3 separate regions of the Homo sapiens genome follow, and regions 1 and 3 are each linked to region 2. A link is a loop called in an ENCODE intact Hi-C map of the cell type or tissue named here. Cell type or tissue: Caco-2. All regions are shown on one strand. Region 1 overlaps ATRNL1 (attractin like 1). Region 2 overlaps ATRNL1 (attractin like 1). Region 3 overlaps ATRNL1 (attractin like 1).

What was found. Hi-C counts contacts between places; a loop is a spot of excess contacts. Peaks named below come from ENCODE experiments on the same cell type or tissue, not always from the same donor. Only the 100,000 strongest peaks of a DNase experiment are listed, where the experiment ranks them.
Region 1: it touches region 2 in a loop (14-fold over the local background); 3 of 110 quality-filtered maps call a loop at or near these places.
Region 3: a loop joins it to region 2, with 10 times the contacts of the local background. A loop is called at or near these places in 2 of 110 quality-filtered maps.

Annotation. Positions count from the first base shown.
Region 1 is chr10:115,353,694-115,357,693 of GRCh38, reverse strand. The region is part of intron 19 of ATRNL1 (attractin like 1); the gene reads right to left. Among named protein-coding and RNA genes, the nearest start is that of ATRNL1, 260 kb to the right of the region's middle. In Caco-2, a CTCF peak has its summit at 2,343 (motif pointing left); a DNase peak (open chromatin) is centred at 2,313.
Region 2 is chr10:115,138,971-115,142,970 of GRCh38, reverse strand. The region is part of intron 5 of ATRNL1 (attractin like 1); the gene reads right to left. Among named protein-coding and RNA genes, the nearest start is that of ATRNL1, 48 kb to the right of the region's middle. In Caco-2, CTCF peaks have their summits at 1,520 (motif pointing left) and 1,810; no DNase peak of the experiment used is centred here.
Region 3 is chr10:115,570,997-115,574,996 of GRCh38, reverse strand. The region is part of intron 26 of ATRNL1 (attractin like 1); the gene reads right to left. Among named protein-coding and RNA genes, the nearest start is that of ATRNL1, 480 kb to the right of the region's middle. In Caco-2, CTCF peaks have their summits at 1,528 and 1,760 (motif pointing right); no DNase peak of the experiment used is centred here.

The sequences.
Region 1 (4,000 bases), 210 kb before region 2:
CAATAAATTGGCCATAAAGTAAAGGTAAGATAAAAGATATAGATAAAAGTATGTGTAACTAAGAGAAAAGTAAATATTTGGATCCATGTCCTATGGCATATAAAAATGGGTCTTTGAGAGAAAGGCACTTCTTCCTAAATAATATATTAAGGAGGATTTTAATGTGTTTATGAAATATTTATAAACAATATTTATGCTGAAGCTTTCCTACACCTGCTGTAGGCATGACTAAAATATAATTAACTTCTCCACCATCACTAATTAGTATTCATGCACTATTTGAGCAATGCAAAAGTGTGTGTCCAAATTGGAATTTAGTTTGGTTTTGCCTTTTGAAAAAATTGTACAAATATCAGAATAAAACCAAAAGTATGTTTAAAGTTTCTTAGGTTAACCTATAATCTTCTGAACTGTACTAAATAAATGTTTTATACGTATTAGAATATAAGTAGAACTATGCCCCACTTTAAATTTATCTTTTCTTCACCCTAGGCCTGTCATTTCAAGCCAGTAGGAATTCTACAACACTTGTGAGTTGGCATAAGAACCATTTTTATTATTAAGTTCAATCATAACATCTTATATCACTTTTTAAAAAACCAAATAGTGCCATATTCTTGTAATGCAAACCTCAAGCAATACATTATAGGGGCTAAGCATCACATCAAATAAAATTAAAGAGAAATATTGAACCCTTAGACAAAATAATAGTTTCTCTCTGGCCCCAAATAAATAGTATTCTACCTACAGAACTGAAACTATTGAATAGTTTTCAAAATTACATAGAGATATATTAGTCCACTTGTTCCTGAAAAGAAAGCAAGTAAATGACACACTTCATTGTCAAAAACTTGTAAACCAGAGGTGAAGATATTCTATAACATCAGATCTAAGGGCCTAAAAATCACTATTCAAATAGCAAAAGTTGAAGTAATGCTTAGTCAAAGTTTGAAGAGGTAGAACATAAAACTTTGTACAAATAAAAATTAGAAGAAGAGATCCTGAGGAAGGGAGTAGGTTTGATAAAGCCATGGCAAAGTTCCCCAGGGGAACTTTGGGAATTAGCCCACAGATAGTTCTTTTTAAAAGCATCTAACAGAAATAAGTAATAAACTGCATATTCCAGTAACCCATAATGAAGGCATGCTAAAATATCTGACATCAGGGCCAAACAGTTTTCATAGCCTCAGTTCTCCTCACCTTTGAAATTCCTTTTATGAAAACAAAAAGAATGAAAACAGCTCAAAAGGATGGCCTCTCTTTGGAATATTCAAAATCTCAAGTTGGCTTTCCTGTGCAACACAGAACGTAGTATGTACTGAGAGAATACAAACTTTTAACATTGTTGTGTCAAAAGAATAAATAGAACCAATATTTCCATCTCAAGCTATTTTCATGTATCTGCAGCTTGAGATTTTTCAATGTTCCTAGTTTGAGAGAATTAAGCTTCCTACACTTATTTTAAGAAATGCTCAACCTCATTTGGTAATAAATTTTCTGCTTCTCTGAATAATCTACAATGTGTGAGAATGGTTTAAAATGAAAAATTTCCTCATCTTAGAAGAGAGAAAAAAAGGTAATTCATCTTCCTTTTTACTACCCTTGAGTCTCAGAGAATGTTTGGGTCACATCCTAGTGTGTGTATTAAAGTATTAAACACGTCTGTAAAAGTCTGCTATGAACAGATAGTCACAGTATGCCAAAAAGAGAAACATAAGGTAAAAATAGAACTGTCATTATGTTGAAAGAACTCTTTTTTCCCCAAAACTGAAAAATTAAAGTTTATCACTGTTAAAAACTTAAAATATAGAGAGAAATTAAGAAAATCAGATAAGCCTACTATTCAAAAACCTATAAAAAGATCAACAAAATGAACTAAAAACATAACAGATATAAAAACAGACATTACCAATTACAAATGTAATATTAAAGGAAAAAAATGTATTCATAATACCAACAAAACCCATTAAGCACCTTGCAATAAACTTAACCCAAAAGAGTAAGACCTAAATGGAGGAAACTATTAGTTATATAGGATTGGAATTTTTTTTAATGTCTGTATATTTCATGATTTGAAGACATATTTTTCTTATAGTACATCTTTTGTTTTACAAATAATTGGATAAACAAATATGTACATAAAAAGTGCCCATGCCACCCGTTCCCCAACTCCAGACAGTTCAGGGTAGAGAAGGGCTCCTTATGCTTCTGGAAAAGACAGAAAGGGACTTTGCCTGATAACAAAAGGAATTCTCCCTTCACTTTCAGAAGTCTACCCAGGCTATGTACCTAGAGTCTGCAAGAGTACAGCATACCTGGGCTTAGGGCTCCCTCTAGTGCTAAAACAACTGCAAGGACCACAGAAATAAGTAATTTAACACTCAATCCCATTTGAATTCTCAGAAAACTTTCTCAAGGACAGGTATAAACAATGCCAGACTGGAAAGACTGGAACAAATACCTAAATTTTTAACGCTCATATATCATCAAATGTCCACAAGCATCAAGAGCATTCAGGAAAACATTACCTCATCACACGGAGTAAATGAGGCACCCATGACCAATTCTAGAGTGGCAGATACATATATTCTCAGACAAAGAATTCAATACACCTGTTTTGAGAAAACATGATGCATTTCAAGATAAAACAGAGAAATTTAACAAAGACACTGAAATAAACAATAAAAAATCACTCGAGCTGAAAAAGTCAACTGACTGAAAAATTCATCAGAATCTCTCAAAAACAAAATTGATCAAGCAAAAACGGAAATATTTAGTTCAAGACATACTATATGAAAATAGATTTAAAAGAATAAAAAAGAATAAAATATGATTACAGGATCTAAAAAAGAGCCTCAAAAGGGAAAATCTAAGAGTCACTGGTCTTAAAGAGGATACAAAGAAAAAGACCGGGGTAGAAAGTTTATTCAAAGAAAGTAATAAGAGAACTTTTCAAACCTAGAAAAAGATACGAACATTTAGGTAAAGAAGGTGAAAGAACATCAAGAAGATTCAACTGAAATAAGACTACCACAAGACATATAATAATCAAACTATCAAAGGTCAAAGATGAAAGAATCATCCTAGAAGCAACAAGAAGAAAAAAGTAAATAACATATAAAGGAGCTCTGATATTTCTGGCAGCAGCCTTCTCAGTGGGGAGTTTATAGACCAGAATGAGCAAGATAGCATATTAAAAGTGCTAAAGGGAAAAAACTTCCAACCTAGAATACTGCATACAGGAAAGATATCCTTCAATATGGAGGAGAAATAAAGACTTTCCCAGACAAACAAAAGCTGAGTAAATTCATCATCACCAGATGAATGCTGAAGAGATTTTACAAAAAAAAATGCTGAAGAGATTTTATCAATCTGAAAGTAAAGGCTGCTAACATATAACAAGAAAACATCTGAAAGCATGAAATTCAGTGGAAAAGGTAAGAACAAAGACAAATTCAGAATACTCTAACAGAAGAGTCCAACATTAGAAGAAGAATTGTCATGGGCCACGTATAAAACACACTATCACTAATGATAGTGGATGAGCTAAAAAAAAATTATAATGTTTTAAGAAAGTTTACTGATTTGTGTTGGGCCATATTCAAAGCTGTCCTGGGCTGCATGTGGCCCACAAGCTGCGGGTTAGACAAGCTTGCTCTAGTGCAACAATTGTGGTGTGTAAATCACTTACATTTTCAGCATGAGGACCAAAAGAAAAATCTATCAAAAATAATAACTACAACAATTTTTGAAAGATAGACAATATGAAAAGATATAGAGACAACAAAAAGTCAAAAAGTAGGAGGGAGTTAGAGGAAAAGTTAGAGTACAGAATTTTTTAGTTTTTTCTTTGCTTGTTTTCCTTTTGTTCCCTCTTCTTTGAGATTAGAGTTTTTATCAATTTAACGTTGTTAGCTATAAAATATTTTTGCAAGCCTCACAGTAATGACAAAGCAAACACCTATAATAGAAATTGAAAAAATAAAAAGCAAGGAATTAA
Region 2 (4,000 bases):
TCTAACTTGGCATACCATAACCAAATATTCTTCCTAAAATCTTCCTCATATTAGTTGATGACAACTCTGTCTTTCCATTTGCTCAAACCAAAAACCTTAGTCATCTTTGACTCTTCTTTCCCTCACCCCCCACATCTAGACCATCAGCAAATCCTATTAATCCTGCATTAAAATCACATTCAGTATTCAAGCCATTGTCACCACCTCCATAGCTACCAACCTGTCCAAGCTACCATCATCATCATCTCTCACCTAGATTATAGCAGTAGCCTCTGAACTGGTATACTGCTACTACAGTCTATTCTCAGGTGGAAACCAATAGGAGCTTTATAAAACTAAGCCACATAATACTAATCTTCTGCTCAAAATCCTTCAATGGCTCCCTCATTTCACTTAGGGTAAGAGTCAAAATCCTCACTATGGTCTACAAAGCTAAGAATATTTAGCTGATATAGCTCCATCCTTCAGGAATCTCCATCCCCTCCAGCAACCCCTTAATTCCACATCCCCAACCATCTCCCTTGTTGTGTAACTTCTAAGTTCATATCTGACTAATCTCCCCATCAGTAATTCAATTCCAGCCACAATGGCCTTTTTACTGGTCCTTATGTACACCTGGCTTGCTCTTGCCTTAGGGTCTTTGAACTGACAGGTCTCTGCCTAGAATGTTCTTCCCCTAGATATCTATATGGTTGAACTCTCTTGCTTGCTTAAAGTCTTTTCTCACATGTCAACTTCTCCATAAAACCTAAGCATATCATCATATTTTAAATGTAACCCCCAGATCTTTCTATTCCTCTTTCTCTGTTCTACTTTAATTTTCCATTGTACTTATCACCTTCTAACATACTATATAATGTATATTTATTATTTAGGGTCTGTCTCTCCTAGCTTGAATGTAAGTTCCACAAGGATCTTTGTCTTCTTTGTTCCATGATGTATCCCAAGGACCTAGAGCAGTCTCTAGCACTTAATAGAAGCTCAAAAAAAGAAACTGTTACATTAATAAATGAAAAAGATAAATAAATGAATTCATGAAAAAGGGCTGTCATATATACATTTTAATGCTGCTTTTATTTTCAAACAGTCAACTTTCTTAGTAGGTTAAGAGTAAAAATTTAATTTTATTAGCTCTCACAAAAAAGTCAGATCTGCTGTTTTTGCTAAGTGGGAAGAATTTAACGGAATTAAACGCATTACCTGTCACTTCTCCCTCCTCAAAGTTAAAAGAGAAGAAATAGATTGACCGTGTTCATTATTATTATATTTCTAAAGGAAAATGTAAGCTACTTTATGAATTTCTACAAGGCAACCTATAATCTCATGTGTATACTATCCTAAAATAACTAAATATGTCCATATATGTTATATGACTAACCCAGATAAAATACTTCAGATAAAATATTCATGAGTTTGAGTTGAAAGTTTTTACATTTTTCTAAGTCAAACAAAACTACCAAGTTTCTACAACTTGAATGCCAGAGTTTAAGTGAGTTTTCTGGTAGTCAATACTGCCACCCAATGGCAAATGTTAAAATCTAAAACCAAAGGATTGAAACAAAATAAGACCAAGATTCCAAGAACCAATGCTTGATAAAATAACATTTTAAAAAATGTTCAAATTCAATTGCTTATCTCAATGTTCAGAAGTAATTATACAGGAAGTAAATAACATAGTTTATTAGAGTAATAACCTTATAAAACATCTCTAGTTGAATGTCTACATATCACTATACTAGTAAACTAATACATTTCTAATTCATTCATTCAATAACAACAACAAATGCAAGTGGCTAGTACATGCCATGCACTATATTAGGTTCTGGAAACCCAAAGATGATCAAAACATAATCATTCTTAACTTCTTGGAGTTTATATTCCACTGGGAAAGATAATCAAAGAATCATACAAGCACATAATTATAAACAGGGATAAATGATATAAATTTAAAAGATAGGGTCTTATGACAGCATATTACAGGGGGATCTGACCTGGACTTAGAATATGAATGGGGTAAGGGTTTTCTAGGAAGAACTTTGGAATTAAGAAAGGTCTTGAGATAGTGAAGGACAAAGAGCATCTGAGAAACTGGAGTAAGTTACAATAAAGTGTGACTTTAAATAAAGATCAGAGGCACTACGCAACAAAACTATTAAATTACATGATTTACATTTCCAGATACTGTATTTCAATCAATAATTTAAGAGTTTAAAACAGCCAACTTCAATCCTTATATGAGAACTGTAGCTGAATTGAATTAAAAAGGAATACTAAAAACATAAAAATGTCCTGAAGACATTTAAAAGAATCGAGCAATAGGATTGAGCAGGACATTCTGGAATAGAAAAGGAACAGGAACAATTTGATAACAGTTAAGCAACTCTCTTACATATAAATGATGGTGACCTGTTTTTCACTGTTCTCTGTAGAATAGGAAAAAAAATCTGTTGTAATACATTAAGAAAAAATTGTATGCTGAAGCTTGCTGGTTTGTCTCTTAACCTGTCTACCCCTACATCTAGTCCACATTACAAAGTTTCTCTGAGTAGACATGAGAGAACAAATTAGCCCATTCCTTGTTAATTATGGTAACAATCTATAGCTAAAAATATATTATTTGAATTTTTTATTTGTTTGGGAATCTCAATCATTTGAATCCCCTTTCCTGTGTTTGGGAGAATCCTTTATTGTGTGGATTTTGTCCAGAAAGAGAACCTCTTTCACTACATATAACAGAAAAGTTAAATTCCCTATTTCATATCTCTAGGCAGCCACGGTATGGACAAGACCTAGGTTTAGCCAAGCAGATACTATTAAGCAGGACTCAGTCTTAATAAGTGATGCAAAGATGTAAAGGCAATTTACAATTCTTTCTCTCCATTCCTGTAGCATGCAGTACCTACTGAAAGGGTGCCAGTGGTAGTAACCCAGGATCCTGTGGCAATGACAGGAATATCCTACTCAAACTTTCCATTGGCTTCATCTTTGCTGTAGGCTAGCCTTTATTTGTATCTGGCCTCTTTCCAACAATAGTTTATCCAGTCTTCTCATTTCTCTTGTGAGCTACTCAATATCCTTTTGTATTATTCAGAGAACAGGTTGAGTGAAGCAAAATAAGTTGCTAAAAGAAGGGAAAAGCTTATTTCTCTCTAATGAACATTCTAGAGATGAATGGGCCAGTGCTACTTATTATAGTTGTTGCCATTTATCAGCCATAGGAAAATATCTGAATGATCTAATATTTGCATACAGATTTTCTACTCACATCCTACCAATCTAAACTTAGTAACTGATATGGTTTGGTTGTGTCCTCACCCAAATCTCATCTTGAATTCCCACGTTATGGAAGGGACCCAGTAGGAGGTAACTGAAACATGGGGGTAGGTCTTTCCTGTGCTCTTCTCGTGATAGCAAGTAAGTCTCACAAGATCTGATGGTTGTAAAAAGGGGAGTTTACCTGCACAATCTTTTTTCTGTTGTCTGCCGCCATGTGAGACATGCCTTCCACCTTCCACCATGATTGTGAGGCCTCCACAACCATGTGGAACTGTAAGTCCATTAAATCTCTTTGTTTTGTAAATTGCCTGGTCTCAGGTATGTCTTTATCAGCAGTGTGAAAACAGACTAATACAGTAAATTGGTACCAGTAGAGTGGAGCGCGGCTGAAAAGATACCCGAAAATGTAGAAGTGACTTTGGAACTGCGTAACAGGCAGAGGTTGAAACGCTTTGAAAGGCTCAGAAGAAGATAGAAAAATGTGGGAAAGTGTGGACTCCCTAGAGACTTGTCGAATGACTTTGACAAAAATGCTGATAATCATATGGACAATGAAATCCAGGCTGAGGTGGTCTCAGATGGAGATGAGGAGGAACTTGTTGGGAAATGGAACAAAGGTGACTCTTGTTTTGTTTTAGCAAAGAGATTCGTGGCATTTTGCCCCTGCCCTAGAGATTTGTGGAGCTTTGAACTTGAGAAAGATGATTTAGGGTATCTGGTGGAA
Region 3 (4,000 bases), 430 kb before region 2:
ATCATATTATTCACATTAAGAGTCAGACCTAAAATGCAATAACCTGTTTTGAAATATTATCTCAACCAATTTCCACAAGTTATAGCCATTTCCAAATGATTTACATTTGTCTATTAGCAATTTTGTTTAAGAGATGTTTCTAATATTTTACAAAGAAAATAGGCTATGTTTAAAATTAAAAAGGCAGACAGATGGAAAGTCTTGTGCCAGCACCCTATGTGTAGGAAATTGGTAGTCAATAACAGGGCTGAGCAAACCTTAACTGGCTTTGGTATCAGCAATGGCCAGAGAATTTCTAGGGCTCCTGAAATCAGCATGCAGAAATCAACTAAGGAGCATCTGGTGCCCAAGTAACATAGGATTTAAATGTGATTGAGATTGAAGTAGATGGTAACACATTTAGCAAGGAATTTCAGCCAAATATTCAGTACAAGTTGCAGAAAATATAAAAGATTAAGATACATGGTAGATTTGATATTAAATATTTTTGATAATGATATACTAGTTACTGTCTTTTGATATAAGTTCCTAAAAACAAGTGAAGTAAATTTGAAGGAATTAGTTTTAGTGGAATAGCATTGGCAACTATAGGCTTTTTTCTCAAAGAGTTTCATTCATGCTTCATGTGTGTATATATATATACATTTATATATATGTAGTTTTATATATACAAAACTACTTGTACATATGTAGATATATATATCTGCATAGTTATAGATATATACATGTACATATGTAGTTATGTATATATAACTGTAGTTATATATATTGCTGTAGTTATATTTGTATATATAGATACACATATATATGTATTATATATACAATTATATATAATGGCTGTACTTATACATATAAAACTGCAGCTGTAGTTTGCTAGTTTGCTTTTTATCGTAAGTAAGACAAACAGAATCATGATTTTGCAAGAAATAATTGAGATAACTACTTCCCAAAGAATTTTCTGCTTTAAGTGGTTTACAGAAGTTTAGATTACCCATTTCTTTCCTGTCTGTCACAGGTTCTCCTACAATCGGACACAGAAGTATCTTTTCAGCTTTGTCTTTCAACTCTTTTCTTAATTACATACCTGGCATTTGATTATTCAGTATTTTGAAAGCAATGGTACTGTCATAACTGCTAGTATTTTCCAAGGACCTTCTCTGTGCCCATACTGACTTTTAATAACATCCTAACCAATTTATCTATCAAGCAAAGGGCTACATATTCTTGATAGCTCAAATGGCACCTATTTGGTGAAGGCTATTCTAACCATCTGCCTTCACCTGGTATTGGAATTTAACACTTTGTGTTACCTATTTATCTTGCTCACTGAGTTGTAACATTCCCAAGGACACTGAGACTTCTGCTCTGAAAATAACACAGACAGGAGACAGGGAAATACTGGGTAGAAGAGGGCGGTTCCCCGGCAAAGACCCCACCCTCAAGCCTGGATACCTGTGGCCCTAAATGAGAACAGGTATTTCTGTTTTTGTGCCCCAAAGCTGCCTTTTGGCCTGCCACACTCCCTATCCTACCCCCAGCCATGCCCCCATCCTGCCCCCATGTAAACCCTGAACCCCAAGCTCCAGAGCAGACCAGCAAGTGAGGACATTGATGAGGAGGCAAGCAGACAGACAATGGAACAATGTAGGGGAGAAAGAGAGAAGAAGAGGGACATCTGAACACTGAGAAGAATTTGGCTGGGGGAAGTCAGGAAAGAGTCCGGCCACTAGGTGGCCCAACTCCAGACGAAGATCACCTTCCCACTCCATCCCTGCTTCCGGCTCCCCATCCGTATCACTGAGAGCCACCTCTACCACTCAATAAAACCTTGCACTCACCCTTTGAGCCCACATGTGATCCAATTCTTCCAAGATGCCTGGCAAGAGCTTAGGATACAGAAATCTGTCACACTGGTTCTTTACCCTTGCAATAAGGCAGAAGGTCCATTAAACTGATTAACACTCAAGCCTTCTGCGGAAGGCAAAGCTGAAAGAGCTTTGCAAAACTGGGGTTGCAGACACTCACCCCTAGACACTACAGTGGAGTTGGAGCCCAAAGCGCTCACCTGGCCTCTGCATCTGCCCGTCTGCATGCTCCCCCTCCCTCAAGCAGTTTGAGCTGCAGGGCAACCAAACAGGCAAGCCACACCCCAATCATATGTCCTGCAAGGGGAATCAGGGAACTCTCCCATTTCAAAAACAACCCCTGACAAACAGTATTTAACATTAATCAAGACTTGGATCTTGAATATAAATTTTATGGTATTAATTAGGAAACTTATAGATTCAGCCCAGAACTCTCTCTGGAATCCCAGACCTCTCTCTGGAATCTCAGACTTGTATATCCAAATGTCTTTATGTCCAACTGCTATGTGAACCTTCCCCTCTTGAATCTCTTTTAGGCATTGCAAACTTTACCTCAAGTGATGCTCTTGACTGCTGTCTAACTTCCCTCACATTTTTGTCTCTCCCAGTTCTTATGGTTTAGGTTAAGGTACCACCATGTACCTAGTTTTTGAAGGTAAAACCCTAGATTGTAGAGTGAGAATTAGTCTTTTTTTTTCCCCACCCGTTGCATCCAATCTATCAGCAGTGACAATATATTTGACCTCAAAAACAAATCCTAAATTTTCCTCTGTCTCTCCACCTCTATTACCACCTATGTAGTCCAAACAACTATTTTCTCTTATACCCTGGGCTCCAAATTGTTCTCCCTACCTCTTCCCTTGTTCCCCTATAATCCATTCTCCATACTGTAGCCAGAGCTATGACTTTCTTTTAACATTTTTACTGCAATACTATATATATAGTAAAATTTACTGTAATGTACAATTAAATGAATTGTAATATATTTAGAGTAATATAACTGTCATTACACAATCTAATTTTAGAACATTTCCATCACCCCCAAAACCAAACTTCTGTCCATTTGCAATAATTCTTCATTCCAACATCCATCTCTAGGTAGTCTCTTTATATTTCCCTTTTTCTTCACATTTCATATAAACATCATACAATACATGGCTTTTTCTATGTGTGTATATAAACTTGAAAGAGAATATACAAAACCTACTTAAGGAAAACATTTTTAAATTCCCTAAAGACACAAAAGTAGAACAGACGGTAAGACACAGAAATATGTCTTATATGAATAGGAATATTTTATAATTTTATAAATAACATTTATAATAGAAATATTAGTTTATTAGGAATAGTAATAGGAATATATGAATATGAATTAGAAGGTTCAATATCATAAAGGTAATAGCTGCAAATTAATTTATAATTTTAACTCTAACAATAAATATACCAAGCTATTTTCTCCAGAAAGTCACAAACCCTTTATAAAATCTATTTAGCAAAATAGTTATAGCAAAATAATACATAACAAAATTACACAAGCAAAAAATGAGAAGCAGCCAGCCTACTAGAGAGAAAATACATTGGAAGGTCTCAATACTTACAACAATGTAGTAGTAGTGTCTGGATGGGTAATTCAACAGAAGCTAACAGAAAGCCCAAAAGTATATGGGAATATAACATGCAGTAATAACAGCATCTCAAAATATGGGGGTAAAGAATGTATTAATAGATAGTGTTGGAATGACCTAACAGCTATCTGGAAAACGGTAAGTTGAAGCAAATATTTAAATGTGTGGCAGATCAAAGATAGAAATTCTTCATCACTCCTTCCTTCCATGAAAAAGCAGGACAATCCATTTTTCCACACGTTTATGTCTGACCTGGTCCTATACTGATTTTGCCAATATAATACAGGTGCAGGTGACACTGTGGAAATTATAGGTCTAGTCTATAAAAGGACTAGAAGCTGCCTCCTATTAAAACAATTGCCATGGTATAAGAAAAGCCAGCGGCTATATGGATAGGCCCATATGGAGGAAAATTGAGGTCCTTAGCCAACAGCCTGTGCTGAACTCTTAGTTAATGGGGGTGGAAGATTCTCCATCCCCAGTGAAGCTGGCCCAGCCGGTGCCATGTTG